Regions from separate parts of the Homo sapiens genome. Here region 1 is linked to region 2. A link is a contact called in ENCODE Hi-C data. All regions are on one chromosome and are shown on one strand. Each heading gives the region's core, a stretch centred on a gene start or an enhancer-like site at or near the end of the contact. The rest is flanking DNA. Distances are from core to core; before and after follow the strand shown.

Evidence for each region. Hi-C counts contacts between places; a loop is a spot of excess contacts on that map. Pooled maps may share reads with other maps.
Region 1: a map with no recorded cell type shows a loop between it and region 2 (10-fold over the local background). The contact joins the promoter of ZCCHC14 here to the enhancer-like site in region 2. A Hi-C loop is called at or near these places in 1 of 37 single-sample maps with no recorded cell type and 4 of 50 pooled maps.

Annotation. Positions count from the first base shown.
Region 1 is chr16:87,491,668-87,495,068 of GRCh38, forward strand. ZCCHC14 (zinc finger CCHC-type containing 14) reads right to left here and starts at 1,357. Exons shown (of 13, transcript NM_015144.3): 1 at 2-1,357. The coding sequence starts at 571. ZCCHC14-DT (ZCCHC14 divergent transcript) reads left to right here and starts at 2,520. Exons shown (of 4, transcript NR_110943.1): 1 at 2,520-2,568. RefSeq lists a silencer at 1,296-1,475.
Region 2 is chr16:86,662,907-86,666,651 of GRCh38, forward strand. No RefSeq gene overlaps it. Among named protein-coding and RNA genes, the nearest start is that of LINC02189, 57 kb to the right of the region's middle. RefSeq lists enhancers at 997-2,196, 1,973-2,102 and a silencer at 2,203-2,252. Within about 2 kb of position 2,050, at least 11 of the 41 ENCODE cell types and tissues checked have a DNase peak (open chromatin) inside an H3K27ac peak, as active enhancers do.

The DNA of each region.
Region 1 (3,401 bases), core at 107-2,606, 830 kb after region 2:
CCTTGTGGCAGGCTGGGCAAGTGGGCAGCGCGCCGCCCGGCCCGGGCGCGCCCTTGCCGCCGTGGCCCCCGCCGCCGTTCAGGCTGCTCTGGATCTGCGTGAGCTCCTGGCGCAGCACCTGCTTCTGGTGGAAGCTGAAGGCCGGGTGGTTGGAGGCCATGGTGAACAGCAGCAGGAACTCATCGCCCGTGCGGCCCTCGTTAAGCTGCAGCCCGTAGTTGTGGATGATGGAGTCGATGTGCGTGAGCGTGCGGTAGAGCACGCCCGCCGCCTCGCGCTGCTCCGAGCCCAGCAGCGCCAGCGACACCAGCAGCTTGCTGCGCACCACCTCGTCCGTCAGGTTGGTGAGGCTGCCCAGGTCGGCCGGGTTGTTGGCCTTGATCTCCGAGTCGCGCAGCGAGTGGTAGTCCTTGCGGGCCAGGTCCTCCAGGCACGAGCCGAGGAAGCGAAGCTCGAGCGGGATGCACAGGTCCAGCAGGCCGCACAGGAACTCCACGCGCTGCGGCGACGGCAGCTCCGAGAACCAGCGGTACACGCCGTCCCTCTGCAGCGGGCAGCGCTTCTCCACCATGCTGCCGCCCGCGCCGCGCCGCGACCCGGGGCCGGGGACCGCGCGGGGGCGGCCGGGGGGCGCCGGGGGCCGCGGCCGGGGCGCGCCGGGACCGGGGACGCGCGGGCCGGGGCCGGGTCCGGGCGAGGGCGCGCGGGCGCCGCGGGCCGGGCGGGCGCCGGGGCGGGGGCGGGGACCGGGGCCGGGCAAGGCTCCCGTCAGGGGCCGGCGGGCGGGCGCGCGCGGGGCGCCGGGGGGGCCCGGGGCGGCCGGGGCGGCCGGGGGCGGCGAGCGGCCTCGGGCCCCCCGCTCACGGGGAGGCGCCTTCCCCGCGCCCGTGCCCAGCGGCGGCCGGTGCGCGGCGGCGGCGGCGGCTGCTCCTCGTCGTCGTCGTCGTCGTCGCCCGGGAGGCGGCCGCCCCCATCTCCCCCCGCGCCGCAGGGTCTGTCACTGCGGGCCGCCCCCCGACGGAGCCGCCCCGGCCATGCCGTCGCCGCCGCCCGCGCCTCCGCCCAGGCCGGCCGTTACCCCGGGCCGCGGGCGCGGCGTCGCCGCCTGGGGAGCGCTGGGGGCCGCGGCCGCGAAACGGACGCTGGAGGGGGAGGGACGCGCGGCGGGAGGCGCGGAGGGATCCGGCCGGGACTTGCCGGCCTTGCTGCTCCCGCGCGGCGGACGGATCCGGGCCCGAGCGCGGCGGCGGCGGCGACGGCGACGGCGACGGCGACGGCGACGGCGGAGGAGGCGCCGGCCGAGGAGCGGAGGGATCGTCGCGCTCGCGGCTGACGGGCGGCCGGGATCAGCAGAAGTGGGCGGGGTGGCCGCCTCTCGCGACAGCCCGGGCCTGCCGGGCCCGTCCCCCCCCCACTGATTGGCTCAGGCGGCCCGTTCTCGGCCCGTGATTGTGCCGGGTCCCCAATCCCATTCGCCCGTTCCGCGGCCACGCCTCCCTGGGGGCTGTCGATCATGTTGGGGCCACCGCCTCCCGTCCCTCGGCGGCCGTCAAGACGCGATTGGTCCGCGGAATCGGAGAGGCGGAAAACCCGGGCTGGATTTCTGGTTGCTTTTGTTCCCGCAAATTTGCGTGGAGCATTGTTTTTCGGCGAAAACGGGGCGTTCGGCCTTCCTGCTTTATTTTTGAGCGGTGTAAGAGGGAGGTAGTGGGTATCTTCGAGAAACGGCCGCCGCGGGGTCCGGAGCCCCGGGTTCCAATCCCGGGTCGGCCACTGCAAAGCTGTGTGACCTTGGGCGAGTCACTTGGCCTCTCTGAGCCCCAGGCGCCTCCCCGGGAAAAAGAGGGTAATAATAACCGCCCCCGAGGTTTGTGCGAAGGTGTTGAGCTCACAGAGGGCCGGCACCGGCACTTTTGAGGCGGCTGACTTGCCCTGGGGGTGTGATGGGAGGTGCAAGCTTTCTCCAAAAGCCTCGTCCAAATGGAGCCTTTAAATCCGCCTTCTTTCCGCGGCTACTTCACCAGCTCGCCAAACGCAGAAAATGCAAACACAGGGGAGGGGGCAAGGGAGCTGACCTGGCTGGAAGTAAACAGAAACGCCACCCTCCCCTGGCACTTGCATTGGCACCGGATTGCAGGTGGGGGAAGGGCCGGTGCACCCAACCACCTTTAAATCCCACCACTTACACACAGGCATAGAAGTAGAGCCGCGGGGGCTGGACGCTCATTCCTCCCCTGCCCTTCCCCTAGAGCGCTGCTTTGAATGTCTGTTGATCTAGAACGGGGTCTGTTCATTCATGGGTTCCAGGTCCCAAGCGCCCGGGGGCAGCTGAGAGCAAAGCTGGCGCCCTCCCTACCCTGTGGAGCTTACACTCTGGTTCTGGGCAGTGCACACTAGAGATTGGTTAAATCAATGAATGAACTTTTTCAGGATATGGTCCAAGGTGCTGAAAACTTCCTAACAAAACTCTTCAGCCGAATCTGGCACGCCTGTGGTTCCAGCTACTGGGTAGACCGAGGCAGGAGGATCGCTTGAGGCCAAGAGTTTAAGACCAACCTGGGCAACATGGTGAGACCCCCCCTCCCCGCCCCAGTCGCTCCAAAACAAACAAACCCCACATTCTCCAGTCTTAGGTCTTCGAGGATGAACAGAGATTGCAGAAAGGCATGGTTGGGAACAAAAAAAATTGCTCTCCACTCCCCCAGCCCCCTCCACACCTTGGGCACATTTCCCTGGAGCTGCCCCAGTGTTCTTTGTCAGTGTAGGAAGAAGCAAAAATCTAAATGGAGTCAGGATGGCCTCCCACATGGGCACAAGGGCAAGGCTGGGGACAGTTGGGTCTCCTCATCTTATTTCCCAGGTCTAGGCTGATTTCTATTAATAATTAAATTAATCGTCGTTGTCCTGGACCTCACTTCTTAATGTGATTCCAGGGAACTGGCCACATTCCAAAATTCATAATCTAAGGTAGTGAAAGAACGTGAACATCAAGACAGTTTGGCTGGGCTCAGAGGCTCACATCTGTAATCCCAGTACTTTGGGAGGCCGAGGGTAGATCCCTTGAGCCCAGGAGTTCGAGACCAGCCTGGGCAACATGGCGAAATCCCATCTCTACAAAAACTACAAAAATTAGCCAGATGTGGTGGCATGTGCCTGTAGTCCCAGGTACTTGGGAGACTGCAGTGGAAGGATTGCCCGAGCCCGGGAAAGGGAGGTTGCGGTGAATGGGGATCCCGCCACTGCACTCCAGCCTGGGTGACAGCGTAAGACTCTGTCTCAAAAACAAAACAAAACAAAAGATTCATTTCTTATTGATAAAGCAAGCTCCTTGGAGAAAGATCTTGGAACCTCATTAGTGCTGGGGGTGGGGGTGGGGCTTCTTCAATCCAGCCGAGCTGGCT
Region 2 (3,745 bases), core at 800-3,299:
ATCCTAGCTACTCAGAAGGCAGGCATGAGAATGGCTTGAACCCAGGAGGTGGAGGTTGCAGTGAGCCGAGATGGCACCATTCCACTGCAGCCTGGGTGACAGAGTGAGGCCCTATCTCAATGAAAAAAAAAAAAAAGAAAGAAGGAAGAAAAGAAAGAAAGAAAAGAAAGAAAGAAAGACGTGCTTGCTCTATGGGCAGACTATAACACAGGAAGCCCTTTTCTATGCCTTGTGTCTCGTAACCTCTCCAGCAACCTTATAAGATACTCACCTGAGGCTTACAGAGGTGAAGGGGTTTTTCACCTTACTCATCTTGTAAGTGGCAGACTGAGAATTTAAACTCATTTTTGAGTCCAAAGTCTGTGCTCTTAAAAATTGCATATGGATTCAGAAATCTGCGAAATTATTTTAAAGAAAATTAAACTGGAAAGCATCCTTTTCCTACCAATTTGAATGTAAAAACATCAGATGATTGAAGAAAGAGAAAACTGGACCCACATCATCTAGATTAGATGTGGACAATGCCCATATTCAGGAAAGGTTGCCAATCTTTCATTTTGGCTTTCATAAGATAGATACGACATTTTAAAATTTCTTGTTGTTTCTTTTTTTCTTTTTGTGTGTTTGCTTGTTTTGTATTTAAAAATCATTGTGCTAGGAGACGACCAATTTCAGTTCAGAATTCTGCCTCAAATACCCTGGCTAACATAGTTCTAGATTGTTAATGTGCAGGATTGTTAATGTTAATTCTGCAGGAAGAAGAAGCACAGTCGCTTTATCTGCACCAAGATCCTCATCTGGCATTGGGTCAAGATCACTGGGATGATTTCAAGACTGGTGTGAAAGTGTCATCTAGCCTTAGTCATTTACAATATGTTATTGCAAGCCCAGTGAAAACAACAACAACTAAATTTCACCCTAAAGCATGTTCCTGTGCCTGCAGATTAACCATATGGAATTCAAGAAGTAATTTAGAGCTGCCTCGTTTCAGAGGTGATGAGGATGATTTGTGTACGTCAGCGCCCATGCAAGAGTTCAGTACAGCTCTTGGACAAGTTTTCCCAACTTGTTTTGTTTTGCAACCTGGGACCTTGTTATTCCTTTGTTGGCTTAGTTCTGTTTTCACTGGATTTTGAAAGTGGCTGTTGTTTGGCAGCTTTTCACCTTCTGCTCATTGTGAAAGCCAACTTCAGACGCTGAGGTGCCCTCTAAGAAGACTTCCCTGTCAGGTTCACGGAGAAATTGATCACAGGGTGAGCCCCATCAACTCGTCATTTTCTCCCTGTGGTCTGGATTTTGACAGAAACCTTTGACTTTCTCCTGATGCATTTCTACCTTATTGACTCAGGGGAAAAGTACAGAACATATGAGTATTCCGAATGTTTCCAGAGCGATTATGCTCGCTGGCGAGTGATCCCTTCATGTTGCCACCACATGGAACGCCACCTGTTCCCCCGCCACGGCCTCTTTGGGGAAAACCAGGAAGGGGATGCAGACACGATGGACATTTCAACACAGCGAACTCAATTTCAAGAGAAAAGGGCCAAGGACCTTCCGCCCCTCCACGTTTGCCTCTTTATGTTTTTGATCCGTATTGGAGACCATCTGGCCACGTTTCTGTTCTCTGCTGCTTGTGGGTTGGTTGGCGTTGACTCTGGTCAGAAGGAGAACAGAAAAATCCTCAGGGAAAGTACAGGATGTGACAGAAAACTGAGCTGGTGAATCAGGGGTGGGCTGGTCCCCATTGTGTCAAAGTGCAAGAGTTCTAGAAGGTTGTGGGCAGGAAATGGCATTGCTGAGTCAGTGGGGAGGACTTTGCTCCATGACTCATCCCCCCACGACAGACACACCTTGGGGCACAGACACAGAGGAAACCAAGAAAAGCTTATAGCGGGGTTAATGGGAAAGCTTACTGAGTATTATTGAGTGGGAAACTCTCCCAAACCCCAGGGCATTTAAGGGAAAAAGATATCTAGAGATGCAGCCTTACGTGGGTTCCCTAGAAGTAGACCCTGAGACAAGGTTGCGTGTGAAAGGAAGTTACCAGGAAAGTTATCTGCAAAGACAGGTGGAAGAGGAACTGAGAGGAAAAAAGGCAGGAAGCCAAGCCAAGGTGAGGCTTCAAGCAAAGTCAGCTGAAGATGCCTTTGGCTCAGCCTCTAGGGAGGAAGTCACATCCCAGAGCCAGCCAATCAGAGCCAACAGTTGCAGTATTTGTACCCACAAGATCCCCCTGGGGGCTGTAAACTCCCAGGCACTGCTGGCTTTGCGTACTCTCAGGCAGAGTGCCTTCTGAGGGCAGCACCGGACAAAACGCCCCAGCACTGGCCGCCAGGCAGCTGGTGTCCAAACCGGGTCAGGCAAGAGGGCACAGGGGGGTGTTCGGGGCCAGCTCCCTCTGGGGTGTGAGCATTGCTTCCCAGCTACATGTGTGGAGACAACCATTAATTTAGTTTGATGTCAGCCATGTGGGAGTATTTACACCATGGAAATTGGCAAGTGCCATAATTCGGGGTTTTCTTTTTGAGAGCTCATTGTTAAACATTTACCAGCATGGCTGGAACACTGACAATGTTTGGTACAGACTCATGCAACTGACATTTCCTGAGCATTTCCTAGGTGCCAGGCACTGTTCTAAGCATTTTTATACATGTTAGCTCATTCGATCCTCACCATGACCCAAAAGAAAGAGTACTGTTTATCATCTCCATTTACAGATGAGGAGACCAAGGCACAGAGAGGCTAATGATTTAAAGAGACAGAACTGCCGCCAAGGCTGTCTAGCCCCAGAGTCTGTGCATGCTTTTTTTTTTTTTTGAGACAGAGTCTCGCTCTGTCACCAGGCTGGAGTGCCATGGCGCGACCTCGGCTCACTGCAACCTCTGCCTCCTGGGTTCAAGTGATTCTTCTGCCTCAGCCTCCCGAGTAGCTGGGACTGCAGGCACGTGCCACCAGGCCTGGCTAATTTTTGTATTTTTAGTAGAGACAGGGTTTCACCATATTGGCCAGGCTGGTCTCAAACTCCTGACCTTGTGATCCGCCCACCTTGGCCTCCCAAATTGCTGGGATTACAGGATGCATGCTTTAACAAGAGGAAAGTAAATGTGTACAGGTCATTCATTGCAGCACAACTTATAATTACCAAGTATTGGAAAGCACCAAAATGCCCACAACTAGGATATCCAATGGGATATCCTATGGTACCTCCATACAGTGGAGTACTATGCAGCTGTCAAAAACAGTGAGGCAGTGTGTTATGAACTGCAGTGGAGTGATAGCCAAGGTAAAATGAGTAAAATGACAAGGAAAAAAAGACATAAGCACAAAACGGAAAGCATGTCATACCATGTTTTGGCAAAATGCAGATAATATGCCTCTGGCAAAGAAATGAAGGAACGATAAACAAGGAATAATTCAGGGGCCTCATTACCTACAGGGAGTGGGAAAGCGTGGAAGGGATAGAGGAGGGGGTAAAGCCTCTGAGTATGCTTTTTTCATAGAGTTTTGATTATTGCAACTCTATTAATGCTAATATTTCACCTATTAAAAAATTTAAGTTCATAAGAATTTAAATGTTTTCAGGGGGTGTATGTACATTTGCTGGTGTGAACACTTCTTGGCAATGGTGGTCTTTAGCATGGGGAATTTTCACGTTTTACCTACACGTGTGTGTGGTTTGAAGCGTTCATACCTGTGTGCACTGCTTTGAAGGAAAGCCCTATGACAAAGAAAATGGCATGATGTG